Linked DNA regions of Homo sapiens: all the other regions are linked to region 1. Evidence: chromatin contacts called from ENCODE Hi-C or POLR2A ChIA-PET data. All regions are on one chromosome and are shown on one strand. The core of a region is the stretch at or near the end of the contact, and the rest is flanking DNA. Distances in the headings are between cores, read along the strand shown. Region 1 overlaps LINC02625 (long intergenic non-protein coding RNA 2625). Region 2 overlaps LINC02625 (long intergenic non-protein coding RNA 2625). Region 3 overlaps CABCOCO1 (ciliary associated calcium binding coiled-coil 1).

The links. Hi-C counts contacts between places; a loop is a spot of excess contacts on that map. ChIA-PET counts read pairs that join two places held with the same protein, here RNA polymerase II (POLR2A). Pooled maps may share reads with other maps.
Region 2: a loop to region 1 is called in a map of PC-9, with 2.0 times the contacts of the local background. The contact joins two enhancer-like sites. A Hi-C loop is called at or near these places in 12 of 168 maps with a recorded cell type or tissue (IMR-90, K562, PC-3 and 8 more) and 13 of 50 pooled maps. POLR2A ChIA-PET finds 5 or more read pairs at or near these places in 5 of 52 experiments (MCF 10A, OCI-LY7, Panc1 and 2 more).
Region 3: a loop to region 1 is called in a map of K562, with 3 times the contacts of the local background. The contact joins two enhancer-like sites. A Hi-C loop is called at or near these places in 7 of 168 maps with a recorded cell type or tissue (Caco-2, K562, PC-3 and 3 more), 14 of 37 single-sample maps with no recorded cell type and 16 of 50 pooled maps. POLR2A ChIA-PET finds 5 or more read pairs at or near these places in 6 of 52 experiments (A549, Caco-2, K562 and 3 more).

Annotation. Positions count from the first base shown.
Region 1 is chr10:61,784,432-61,788,543 of GRCh38, reverse strand. The region is part of intron 3 of LINC02625 (long intergenic non-protein coding RNA 2625); the gene reads left to right. Among named protein-coding and RNA genes, the nearest start is that of LINC02625, 81 kb to the left of the region's middle. Within about 2 kb of position 1,708, at least 5 of the 41 ENCODE cell types and tissues checked have a DNase peak (open chromatin) inside an H3K27ac peak, as active enhancers do; they include PC-3, PC-9 and endothelial cell of umbilical vein, where a contact is called at or near this core.
Region 2 is chr10:61,833,050-61,837,161 of GRCh38, reverse strand. All of the region lies in intron 2 of LINC02625 (long intergenic non-protein coding RNA 2625), which reads left to right. Among named protein-coding and RNA genes, the nearest start is that of LINC02625, 33 kb to the left of the region's middle. Within about 2 kb of position 1,886, at least 11 of the 41 ENCODE cell types and tissues checked have a DNase peak (open chromatin) inside an H3K27ac peak, as active enhancers do; they include PC-3, PC-9 and endothelial cell of umbilical vein, where a contact is called at or near this core.
Region 3 is chr10:61,749,028-61,753,139 of GRCh38, reverse strand. The region is part of intron 5 of CABCOCO1 (ciliary associated calcium binding coiled-coil 1); the gene reads right to left. Among named protein-coding and RNA genes, the nearest start is that of CABCOCO1, 88 kb to the right of the region's middle. Within about 2 kb of position 1,960, at least 10 of the 41 ENCODE cell types and tissues checked have a DNase peak (open chromatin) inside an H3K27ac peak, as active enhancers do; they include PC-3 and endothelial cell of umbilical vein, where a contact is called at or near this core.

The DNA of each region.
Region 1 (4,112 bases), core at 459-2,958:
TGAGTGACAAAGGTAATCTCATTCCACTAGAGTTTTTCAAACCAGTGATAGACTAGACACAGAGCACATGCCCTGTAAGATGTGTGTGGTGCTGTTTTGTCTTTGGATTGTATTACTGTGCCTTGAATGACATTAGTTCTTTTATATCTTACGTTCCTCTCAGAACATTATTCTTAGAACATGCTACCTTATGTTCTAGGCCCGGAAGTGTAAGAAACCTATGAATAACATATTTCTGAGTGTCTAGAAATCCAGATATTGTTTTTTGTTTGTTTGTTTGTTTGTTTTAAAGTGTTCTTGATGGAAGGAAAAGGAAGCCTCCATTTGCTTCTAAGGAAATAATAATTTCTTTCCTCCAATGTCTCTTGGATAGCTAATGGCTCTAGAGACAGGCACGGACATGTCTATGGATATAGTCATATGAGCTCAGAATTTTACCTTTGATTTGCTGGGAATCTTTTCTTTAGAGCCCTTTCATGGACATTAATTATCAATTTTTATTTTTAAGCTGTGGATAGTTTACTCACCCTTGAGAGAAACTTTCTTATGTAAAAGTTGTTTTCCACGGTCCCAAGATGGAAAACGACAACTCTTTAATCAAAAGGCTCTGAGGTATTGGTGCCATCTTTGTCTCTGGTTCCCAAAGAATGTTCTTGGAATGCTGACACCATAAGGAAAGTGTGGGGCAGCAGGCCTTAAGGGAGATTGTTAAAGCAAGACCGACATCTTCTGTGCATAGCCAATGCCTGCTTTTTCTCCACCATCTTCTTCCAAGTGGTTATCATTCCTCCTCCATGGAGATCCTGCTTTTGCTGCCCTTTCCAGCCTTTAGCTGATACAGGGAGTATGGAAAACGTAGTGTTCCTTTAATGGTTTATAAAATCAGACCTTCTTAGGAGGTCACACCGAGGGGAATGTTGCTAAAAACAACTGGCTCTTTGGCAATGCTAATCTGCATTTTCCTAAAACACATATCCAAGAGGGAAAAAGTGCATGTGTTAAGATGAAGATGGAGAATGAAGTTATCGATCTTCTTAAAGTTCATAATGTTGGAAGGGTCATGAGAGAAACACACTCTCAAACTGAGTAATAATCTACAAAGAGTTAAAACAAAAGTTCCTCCAGCCATAGCTGCACCAAGAGAAGTGGGACAGAAGTTCTGATTGAGAACTTTGATTTGCCACAGATTGTTTGAGTCTTACATGAAATTTGGAAAGGTTCCCTGACATCAAAGGCTGTTTCTTTTGGCTAATCTATTGAGTATGTTGTACCTGTCCTCCCATGAGCCCCCCCACGACTGGGAACATATGTCAGATTCTTCTTGTGCCAGTAATTTAGAGGCTCGTGACAAGAAAATATCCTTTTTCTAAGAAAAAAAGAGAGGGTGGTCCTGGGGAATGTTAATGCAGCAGAGAATAGCAATGATTTACTCCTCCCTGAAAAAAATATGCCAAGTCTGATAGACCCATATCTGAATATTATCTGCATAATTTGAAAATAACACATAGAAGGAAATAGGCCCAATCTCAGTATCCTGTTCACATTTACATCTGGAACAGCTGCCAGGGCCTCTCAGAGTTGATTTTGTTCAGTTCTGCAGGGCCGATCTGAAACCCAGGCAGAAAATGAAAGTGAGCAAATTTACCTCTGGCATTCAAAGAAATGCTTTTGGTCAAAGTGAGTATTTCTGACCATGACTCATTTTCAAAAGAAGCATTGAATTCGCTTTGTCATCTTTGCCTGGATCGGGCTCAATCAGCCCTTTTATGATTTTTAAAATATCCTATATAGGCGGGATGGCATTTATTAGGCTTCAGTTATTCAATATTGCATTTCAATGTATAAAAGTCACTGTTCAATTGAATATTGAGTTTTCTGAGGAAGTAAACCTACAGAAAAGAAATTTGCAAGAATCTAAAATAAATGAGTTTGAGAAAGATCAAACTGCCCTATGGCTGTTTCAAAGATCAAAAGATCTCTCTTTTATAGAAATCAGGAGCAGTTTGAATAGCCTCTTTCCTCTATCGCAAAGCCCCATTTTTTCACTATCATTGATAGCTTGGGACTGCACCATAATGGTATGAAAGGCCCTGGGGAGGAGGGAAGACGATTTTATTCCCAAAAAGGACGCAGGACTTTTTCGTCTGAAATAGCTGGCTTTTAATTTAATTTGATCTGGAGCCCAGTAGAGTGAGCAAATGAAAACCTGTCCTTAGCTCCTTCAGGAGGAGCAGTGGCCTTGAGGGGCATGAGAGGGTCTCCTGATAATTGTTTTTAAAGGCTGCCGTGTATCTTTGTTTCTGCTTCTAGGAGAGGCTGGATTATATGGTAGATCGCTATCTTTGAGTTTATGTGTTATGCATAACCTTAGGAAGTTACTTAATCTTTGTAGATCTCAGCTACTTCATGTGTAAAATGGGGATAATAATATGTACCTTATTCTTGGAGTAAGCTCCTTCCAACTCAGGGCCTTTGCTGGTGCTGTTCCTTCCACTGGACTAATTCATGCTTGGCCCCAGAACCCAGCTGGAACAGCTTTTTTCTGGGAGGGCTTCCATGGACCCTCAGACCAAGTCATGCTAACTCCTCCTCCTCCTCCATTAGACCATGTGCTATGATTTTCCTTGTAGTACTTGCCTCAGTTATAATTGAAAACGTTTTGTGTAAGTACTGATGTCATGTCTGGCTCCCTCTATAAGGGATTAGGAAACCTAACTTATTCATCTGTCTCATAAACTAGAACAAAAACAAAATATTTATTGTATGAATGAAATCAACAAAGTCTACTAGCAAACGATAAGTGATTAAGAAATGGCAATTTCCCTTGTTCCCCTACACTGTGAGATCCTGGAAGCCAGGACAAGCCTTACCTCTTTACCAGAAGCACCTAGGGTGGGGTCTTGACAAAGTAGCTGATTCAGGAACATCTGTGGATGTGCACGTGGACATTGTCAATCATCTCTGTCTACCTATTTGCCTTCTTCCTCAGCCTGTTCTCTGTCTTCTATCTAAAAGTGCACTATCAATTTTCAGAGAGATGCTAGAACCCTTGTTCATTTTCTTATATGGCAACTTTTCTCTGTATAGTTTCATGAAACCTCCATACATGAAGTTTGCAGTGAGAGGCAAAAAACTGAGTCGTGATCATGGTGTTTTTAGCCCCAGTTAGAGGGTTAGGTGAGTTGAAGTTGTCAGCCCAGGGAACTTTACAAGTGAGGACAGCTTTTAAACATCACTGCCGACATTATCATCATCAGCAACAACTAATAACAACTTCTTTAAATTTAAAAAAACCTTTGCCTTCTTGCCTAGGAAAAAAAATCTCCATCAACATCATAGACCATTCATGGTTGTCTACCATTAGAATCTTTTGCTTTGATTAAGGCCATTATTCATAAGAAGTTGCTATATTAGTCACTGACTATTTATTGTGAATTAGTTTATCAACCGTTTCATCTGAGAAGATGAAGGGCCAAGTATTAAGTCACTTGATTGCCTATGTGGGAAGGAAGTATTTCTGTCAGAGTTTAGTTGTACATAACATAATTCAGTATAGTCATTTTTAGCAGAAATGAGTTTCATACAAGGAATAAGAGCTTACAAAGATCACTAGAAAGGCTAGAGTTCTTTAAGCAGAGCTTCCAGGAATCACACCTCAGAACAACACCTCAGGGCTGGCCCACGGAGGCAGTTGCTGCCTCTGCCATGATCAAGTTTGTGAATAAGGAGGTCGCCTCTACAACTGCTGGCTCTGCACCTCACCACGTCTATCCAACCTGCACTTGCCTCTCAATAGCCACAGTGATAGGATCTGGACCCTGGGGGCTCTGTTATAGTTCCCACATGTCTCCACACTGTGCTGGTTAGCAGAAGTAGTGGGGTGCAGCCTCAGCCTTGATGTCTGCTTCTATAGTCCAGCTCTCATGAGGGAGCGTGTTTGGCTCACGCTGGGTTTCACATGGAACCTAAGCAGCAGGGGACTCTGGGAAATGAGGTCTTTAGCTTTTCTGACTCTTGAGGGCCATACAGTAGCTATAAGGAGGGATCTTGCAATGGAGTGAAGTAGTCTGCAGATCTTATCGCAGGGGTTACATAGTGGGCGGGGTGGGGGA
Region 2 (4,112 bases), core at 637-3,136, 48 kb before region 1:
GGGGGAGGCAGAATTTAAAGGGGGAAAAATTCCCTGGATTTCAAAAATTGCCACCAGGTCACAGCAATACTTAATTAACTGAATACATTATGGGAGGGTTATAACATAGATGCTAAAAAAAGAGGGCGGGGTGGGGGGGAGTAGTCAAATTCATTTAATCCTGTGTTCTTTGCTTACAGATTAGCCTTTCAGAATGAGCAACCTGATTTTTTTTTTTTTTAAAAGGATCCATTTACCTTCCAGAGCTTTTCATAGCAAAACATTTTGCATGGTTGCAAAAGAAATTAATTTGTTGCCAGTTGCTCCACACTGGCAGGAATTCTGAATAAAGAATGTAAGCAATCTATCTTTGTTTGCAAGATATAATTAATCTGGCAGTTAAAATTCTTTGGAAACATTCTGATGACTTATGTGGAAAAGTAGCGCAGCATTTTCAAAGAAAACTCAGAACTGTATGCCGGGGAAGATAAAAGATATATGAAGTGTTTGTTCTAAGCGATACTATTCATTTAAAGATCATAATGTAACCCCACCCTAGCAATTATTGTGAAAAACAAGACAAATCTCCATCTATAGCTTTCTGACACAGTCTTGATTTGAGAAACAAAATAAGCACATTACTGTTATAGTCTAATAGACTGCAAGCTGTTTTATTAGAGTCAGCTGAATCCTGTTTTGCATAAAAAAGAACTCTGTTTGCTATCAAGAACACATTTACATTAATATGACTTTGACAAAGTAAAATAAAATCGCATTAAGATGATGTAAGTAGATAAGACAATGAAATCTCTGTGAGAGAGTTTTGGCACACACTAATTACAGTCAAGTCCCTGCAGAAAAAGAACATATTTTTACACCAACTATCCATGTGTTTGAAAATGTAGAGAGCCCAAAATGCAATCCTTGGTTTAGGTATTTCCTGAATACATTGTATTTCTGTGCTTCTGAGATAGGGTTTTTTTTTTTTCTTTAAAGGAGGCTGCCCGATAAATAATACTTTCATTTACAATAATACAAGCAAGTTTCTTTCTGAATACTAGCCTGTAATCATCCTGATTATTTTAAGGGACTTTCCAATACAGGGCAGCTGAAAACAACGTTTTAGATTACATGGTAATTTAGGAATGCATGAAAAGCTAAGCAGTTACCATAATAGGGTTCTGGATAAACTTCATGCTTTTTAGAGCAAAACATAACAACATATGTTTTGTGATTTGTTTCAATGATTTTTCTATATTTTTTTTGTTCAGGTTCTATCAAAATATTTGGAGGCCTCATCTGCGTACAGCATTTTTATAACCTTATTTTGAAAACTTTGATGTCTCTCTTTTTAGTTCAGTCATTAAAAGAAAGGCAATGATGGATGATGATAATGCCTCGGATTTTATGACTAATCAGTTCTTGGCAGTGGCCATATTTCTTCCGTAGTGAAACTTTAATACTCCTTTGGCCTTGCATAGGCTTAACAACAACAAAAAAATTTTTTGGAACTGTGTTACACCGGCTACTTATTAAGTATTAGCAAACAGTTATTATACAAAAGTTAGCACTCTGATTTAACACCTGACAAAATGGAGCAACCAGGAAAGATGATTTCTTCTCTTTTCTGGATTCTCACAAATTTTAGGTGCCTTGCTATTGTGTTTTTTTTCCCCCATGTTTTACATACAGGAATACGGAGAAAAGCTATTCAGATGGTAGAAATATTGAGGGGGAAAAAGTCTTGTAGGGGTGAGTTGGGCTGCCATTTGCATTTTTTCTTCCTGAACCGTCTTTTTGATGACACAATTTTTATGAAAAGCCTGATTTTCTGCCCCGAGTCTTAATGTATTGTTCTTGAAGTTGCAACAACAAACACCAGGTGTCTCCACTTAGCTGAGCTACAGGTTCTGAAAAGGAAGGCCACTTTGCCAGGAAAAGTTGAAGCTACCTTCCTTTTCCCTCCCTAGTGCTCCTGGCCGTGGCCTAGACAAGGCCAGAGGGCTGGCTGTGAGTAGGGGAGTGGAGTTTATTCTTTCATGAGTGCTCAGTTTAAAGCCTATTGACTCAGATTTGTAAGGGAACCTGATTTTTGTGTGGAAGTCATGAAGACTGGCATCCGTGGAAATACTGATACCAGTGAATTAGGCAGCTGTGGCCTGTATTGCATGCCTGTTCTACTCTGGTGGGGACCTGCCATCTTGGTTGGCAAGAAGCCCTTCCTGGGTGGATGGGGGCCTTCTTCTTTTAGGATAGCCAACTCCATGGGGACCTTCTGGCTGAGAACAACCAGATCAGAGACCCACAACCTAATGTGCTGGCTTCTTCTCTACCAGGGGCTGATGTCCCAAATCCCAAGTTGCTATTTCCATGAGCATATATTCTTCAACAAATAATCAGTTAATCTCTACTGTGTGCCAGGTACTGTCCTAAGCAGTGAAAAAACTAGAAAAACCTGCTCTCATAGAGCTTGCGTTAACATATGTCCCTTCCATTTGATGCCTGGGGTAAAAATCAATTCTGGTGTTTCTTAAAATGTGTTTTGTGGCATTCCAAGGATGGTAATAAGTATTGTGCTGAGAAATGTTTTCATATTTCATTATGCTCTGGAACTGCTGGGTTAAAAAGTGTCTAGATGCAAAACTCCTTAGTAACCTCTATATGCTAATTTGCATAGTCCCTTTCTAAGAGATGTCTTATTTCTCAAATATATTTGGCTAAGGAATAATTTTTTAAAAAATAAAAACATTCTCCAAGCCAATTTTTAAAAAACAAAATATGTCATTATTATCCTAGAGAAATATTCCAAACATTTTATTCTGTTACTCAAACACTACCTTCATAATTCTTATCCTGTCAGTTGGTCATCCTCATTATTTTTAAACCTAGAAATTACGCTGGATGTTTAAGTGAATGTTCTGAGGAATATACTTTGGGAAAAATTGCTTTGAGTAGTAGACATTCAAAGATTGGAAGATTTGGAAGCTAGAAGGAGGTAAAGAGGTTGGGGCTTAGAGGCCACCTGTAAGAGGAAAGAGATGTTTGCCCCTAAAAACGTGACTGTTGAAGCTGTGCTGGTATCCTTGCAGAAGAAAACTCTGTTCTCCATCAGTTTCTGAGCAGCCATCAAACAACTATTTTGGAAGACGGGAAAGCTAAGACATATGGGTTCCAGTCCCAGCTCTGTTTTTAACTAGCTGGGCAATCTTGGGGGTAATTTACTTACCTTTCGGTCTTAAATCTAATGCCCAATAAGTGTCGAATATACATTAAGCCACTTAATCATCAAACAGTTCTCTGAGGTAGATCATGCATCTACAATATTCCTTATAGGGAAGGAATTAGAGTAACAGATTAAGGAACTTGCCCAAGTTACACAGCTAGGAAATGATGGGCCCAATAATATTGGATGATGATCTTGAATCAGATCACTTCAAAATCTAACATTGTATGATTATAGAAGGGTGACTTTTGCTATGTTTCATATCTATTGTGATTGGCAGTCAATCCTCTAAGCAGAAATCGTTCATTAGTCAACAGAAGTACTGAGCATGTATTCTGTGTCAGACACTAGCCAAGGCCCTGACACTAGCCAAGGCCCTGGGGAATTTACGGGGAAGAAGGCAAAGTCCCTGCCCTCAGGACTTTACAGTCTAGTAGAGGGTGGAGCACAAGTAAACATGCATTCTACCTTTATAGCTAAAACATTATTATTACTAATATTTCTATAGTGAATCATTGAAATATTATGGTAGACTATTCACAAAAGCCAAAATGTGGGAACAACCCAAATGCCCATCAACTGAGGAATGGACAAACAAAATGTGGTATAGCCATATACAATGGAATATTATTCAGCCATAAAAAGTAATGAAGTACTGATGTATGGTACAACATGGATTAACCTGAAAAACGTTATGCTGAGTGAAAGAAGCCAGATACAAAGGGCCACATATTGCATAATTCCATCTATATGAAATATTCAGAGTAGGCATATTTATAGAGACAGAGGACAGATTAGTGGTAGCCAAGATCTGGGGGACGGGGAGAATGGGGAGGGACAGCTTAATGGGTACAGTGTTTCCTTTTGGAATGATGAAATGTTCTGCAATGCTTGCACAACATTGTGAATG
Region 3 (4,112 bases), core at 711-3,210, 36 kb after region 1:
GAAGATGAAGCTATTTCATGACTCTCATATTAGAGAATACTCTTTTTGAATAAGTACCGATAATTTGCAGAAATCATATGAGATAATAAATTATAATGGTTAGAACAGAAAGAAACTACAATGGAAGAACTCTAGGTCCTTGGTTCGAGTCTTTCTTTTTTCATGCACTTCCTGTTGACAGTTGAAACTACCTGAATAGGAGGAGGCTGAAACTATTTAGATAAAGCTATCATGTAATTTACTTAACTTCAAAGCATACTGATTGAACTGCACTTCAGTCCCGAAGTCCACAACTGAAAGTGGGGGCTAAGCTTCTTAAAACCATATTCGTTTAGAAATAAAAAGCTTTGGTGCTAAATTAGAATACTTGTAAAGTGCTATGAAATCTTTAGAGAAGTCAACCTAATATTATTATTTCTGACCTCTTAGAGCCAAGATGTCTATTTTAAGTAATCTGACATTAAAAATGTGCTGACAAATATAGATTTAAAAAACAACACAGGAAGTTGTAAATCAGTTGGTAACCCTTAGCATCAAGGAAATAAGAGACCACGAAAATGCAGTCATTTACTTTAGTCAACCTCAGCCTTAATTTTTAACTAAAGAAATTTGCAGAAAGCATGATGTTTACGTTTAGATATTTTATTCATAGTTTGTGTGTTTCCCTTTTCTCCAGTAGGCTCATAAATTATTACCAGGAAACATGTTGTTACAGTTATAAATATTTCCCTCTCTGCTTAGCTCTCCCTAGCCCCTACCCTTTTTTTTTTTTCCTTTTTTATAAAAAAGTCTCACTTAGTGATTCTTTAACCGTATTAGGCACTTTTCTCTGGTCAGCAGGCAGGATTTTCTTGCTTTGGAGGAAACTACTGCCAATTAGTCATATGTGCTTGGCATTCTAGAAACAGGACACTTTCAGTGAGCACCCAAGCCCTTCCTCCTAGGCAAGGCAGCCTTTTATTCCATATATGGCAGATGTCATTATTTCAATGACCTAAAGAAGCATGTCTTCCCTTATACAGAATGGGTCTAGGTACTCTAAGTTTCCCTGGCTTTTCTTGAAATCTGAAATCTTAGAAATTAACTACAAAACTGATTTTGTGGACAACGGTGTACATAGCAATACATGTTCTCAAAAGAGACCTTTCACCTACAGTCTGCGAATCATACTAGTTTAGTTAAAAATAAACAAACTGAAATAGCAGCAGCTCTGAAAAATCTAGGTGGTATCTTGATTCCAGATTTGAATGTTCTAAAAATGTAGATTTTTTTCCCCTTAAATGTGTAGTCAGAGTTCTGGATTGGCTCTGCTGCTCAGTTGAGAGTAGGTCTGAGATGTGGTTTCTTTGTTTGTAAAATTAGGGAGTTGGACTAGGTCGTCTCTAGTCCAGCTACAGATGTTGTATCTTATGTTACTAAATTTCAAGTGGCTTTTTCTCTATTTATACAAAACTCAAAGTTGCTTGCCTGTGTAGATCCCCAGATTCAGTATTTTTCAGTCACGATGTAGAAGAATATTTGGAGTACACATTTAGTGCTTACTGGAATCATTGACAGGCTGAAGCTTGTCCATTTATTTTTCCTTAATTACCTTCCCCAAACCTGCTCCTCCTCCAATTCCTTTATCGTTTGGTGGCATCACCAGCTTCTCAGTTACTGGACTCAAAGCCTTGCAGCTGTCTTCAGTTATTCCCTCTCCCTTGTCCCTAACATTAAGTCAGCCATAAAACTCATTGGGGGCACCTGCTGATGCCTGTCCCACCTGTGCCCTTCTATTTTTTGAAGGATTCAACTCCATGTTCTTGCCTTCACAGATCTCGAGCTCCAGCTGTACTAGACCACTCACTCTTTCCCTGCTTGCCCAGTGCTTGCAGCAGAGTGGGTGCTCCATAATTGTTATATGAAAAAAAAAAAAAAAAAAAAAAAGAGCAAGGCAAAGCAAAGCAGAGCGAAGCAAAGCAAGGGGTGGAGGAAGCTGTGGTCTCAGCCCTGTATTGCCTGTGCTGCTCCCTCTGCTGGGGGAGCTTTTCCCTGCATCCTGCCAGGCCATCTCATCCACCTGGACTTTCCACCCAGCTCAATCAACTCTGTGAAGTTTCTCGTCATCGCCCTTGTGCTCGCAGAGTATCTTGCTTATTCAACTTCATAGTATTTGTCACATTGGCCTTGAGTGACAGCCAGGTAGAGTGATTTCTCGCCATTGTGTGGAAACAACTCGAGGACGTGGGGCACGTCATATTCATCTTAAGGACCCCTAGCTCAGGCCTTTATACACGGGGGGCATTCATTGGATGTTGAGTATTTCATCAGAGTATCTATCCATTCATCTAAAAATCTTCAGGGCTGCCTAGTTTGTTAGACCAGCTACAAGTCAGTTTAAATATTTTTCTTGAAAAACGGTAACACTTGGAGAAGCAAACCTAGTCATTGTATTGTTGCATCAGTGCAACTATCTGTATTTCATATCAATGGAGCCCTAGAGTATTTGTTTGATTAGCAGAATGCCAAACAACCAGACAGATTCTCACTGATTTGACTTCATTGATAGTTACTATTAGTTTTTGGAGACACAGTCTTGCTCTGTTGCCCAGGCTGGAGTCCAGTGGCACGATCTCGGCTCACTGCAAACTCCGCCTCCCAGGTTCAAGCAATTCTCCTGCCTCAGCCTCCCAAGTAGCTGGGATTACAGGTACCCGCCACCACGCTAGGCTAATTTTTGTATTTTTAGTAGAGACAGTGCTTCACCATGTTGGCCAGGCTGGTCTTGAACTCCTGACCTCAGGTGATCCACCTGCCTCGGCCTCCAAAGTGCTGGGATGACAGGCATGAGCCACTGCACCCCTGGCCCAGTAGTTATTTTTAACTGACTTATCATTAAACTGTTTTTTAGACACAGTGTAGTTTAAAGCCATAAAGAGTTCCTCAGAGATACCATACCCCTCACCTAGCTCCTAATGAAAGTAACATCATGAAGCAAATTTCTAGGAGGGCTGATAAGTTGCCTGACTCTAGGGGCCATGATTCACATTGCTTTCCGTGAGCCTCCTCTGGTCCCCCACTCACAATACAATGTGAAAGGTACCCACTGGAGTTGTTCAATGGGGAGGCCCTAAGGTCAGTGCTGGCCACCATTTGGGAATATAAACTGTGATGATGAAAAAAAAAAAAAGCAGCTCTCATTTATTGAGAACTTACTCTGTGTTTGGCATTGGGCTAGTTAGAAAGCACGTTATAAATAGTAGGTCCTTCAAATCATACTGCATTGGGAGGAAAGGTTTTATTGACTTCATGTTTTGAGAAAGAGCCAAAAGCTTAAAGAGGTTAAATAACTCAGCCAATGCCCCACAACTAGAAAATGGAGAATTCTATCAGAAATAGAACCCGGATCTATCTGACTCTGAAACCCACGCACCTAACTTTAGGGGGAAGGGGAACCCTAGTAGTTCATTATGGATTCCAAAAAATGTTTATCTCTAGTTTATATGTGAGGAAATACAGGTTCAGAAAAGTAAAATGACATGTGTATACTAGAGTTGTGAAAGCAGGCATTCTCTGATAAATTCAGAAAGAGAATTTGTTCACTGGCTCTACATAGTGTTGGCACTAACTACAGTGCATTGTTCCAAAATAAGTCAATGAAAGTCAAGAATGAAAGGTTGAATAGTTTTTAAAGATGGCAAGATATAAAAAGCATTGCGTGCATAAAGAAATCTGAGAACACGCTTATTTCATTTGTGTAAACAGGAAAGCGTAGGGGCATCAGTTTGCTTTTGGCCACTGTTTTCATTGGAATCACAGTTTTCTCTAGGAACAGGCATGCAGAAAAACAACCAATAACCTAGACAGTTAAAAAATACATAGAGGAATGAGGATGGTCGTGTGACCAAAGCTCCTGTGATTATTCTTCCACTGTGCACTGTAATGTGCTTTAAATCCATTTCCATATTTTTAATTAACACTTACTTGCAAAAAACTTTCTGGAGGCCATTTAAATCACAAATGGGGAAAAAATAAATTTACTTTTATCAGAAAATTGACTATAGACTATTTTGGTGGCTTTTATTATTTTTACATATTAATGATTAAAATTAAATATAGCCCGATTGTTCACC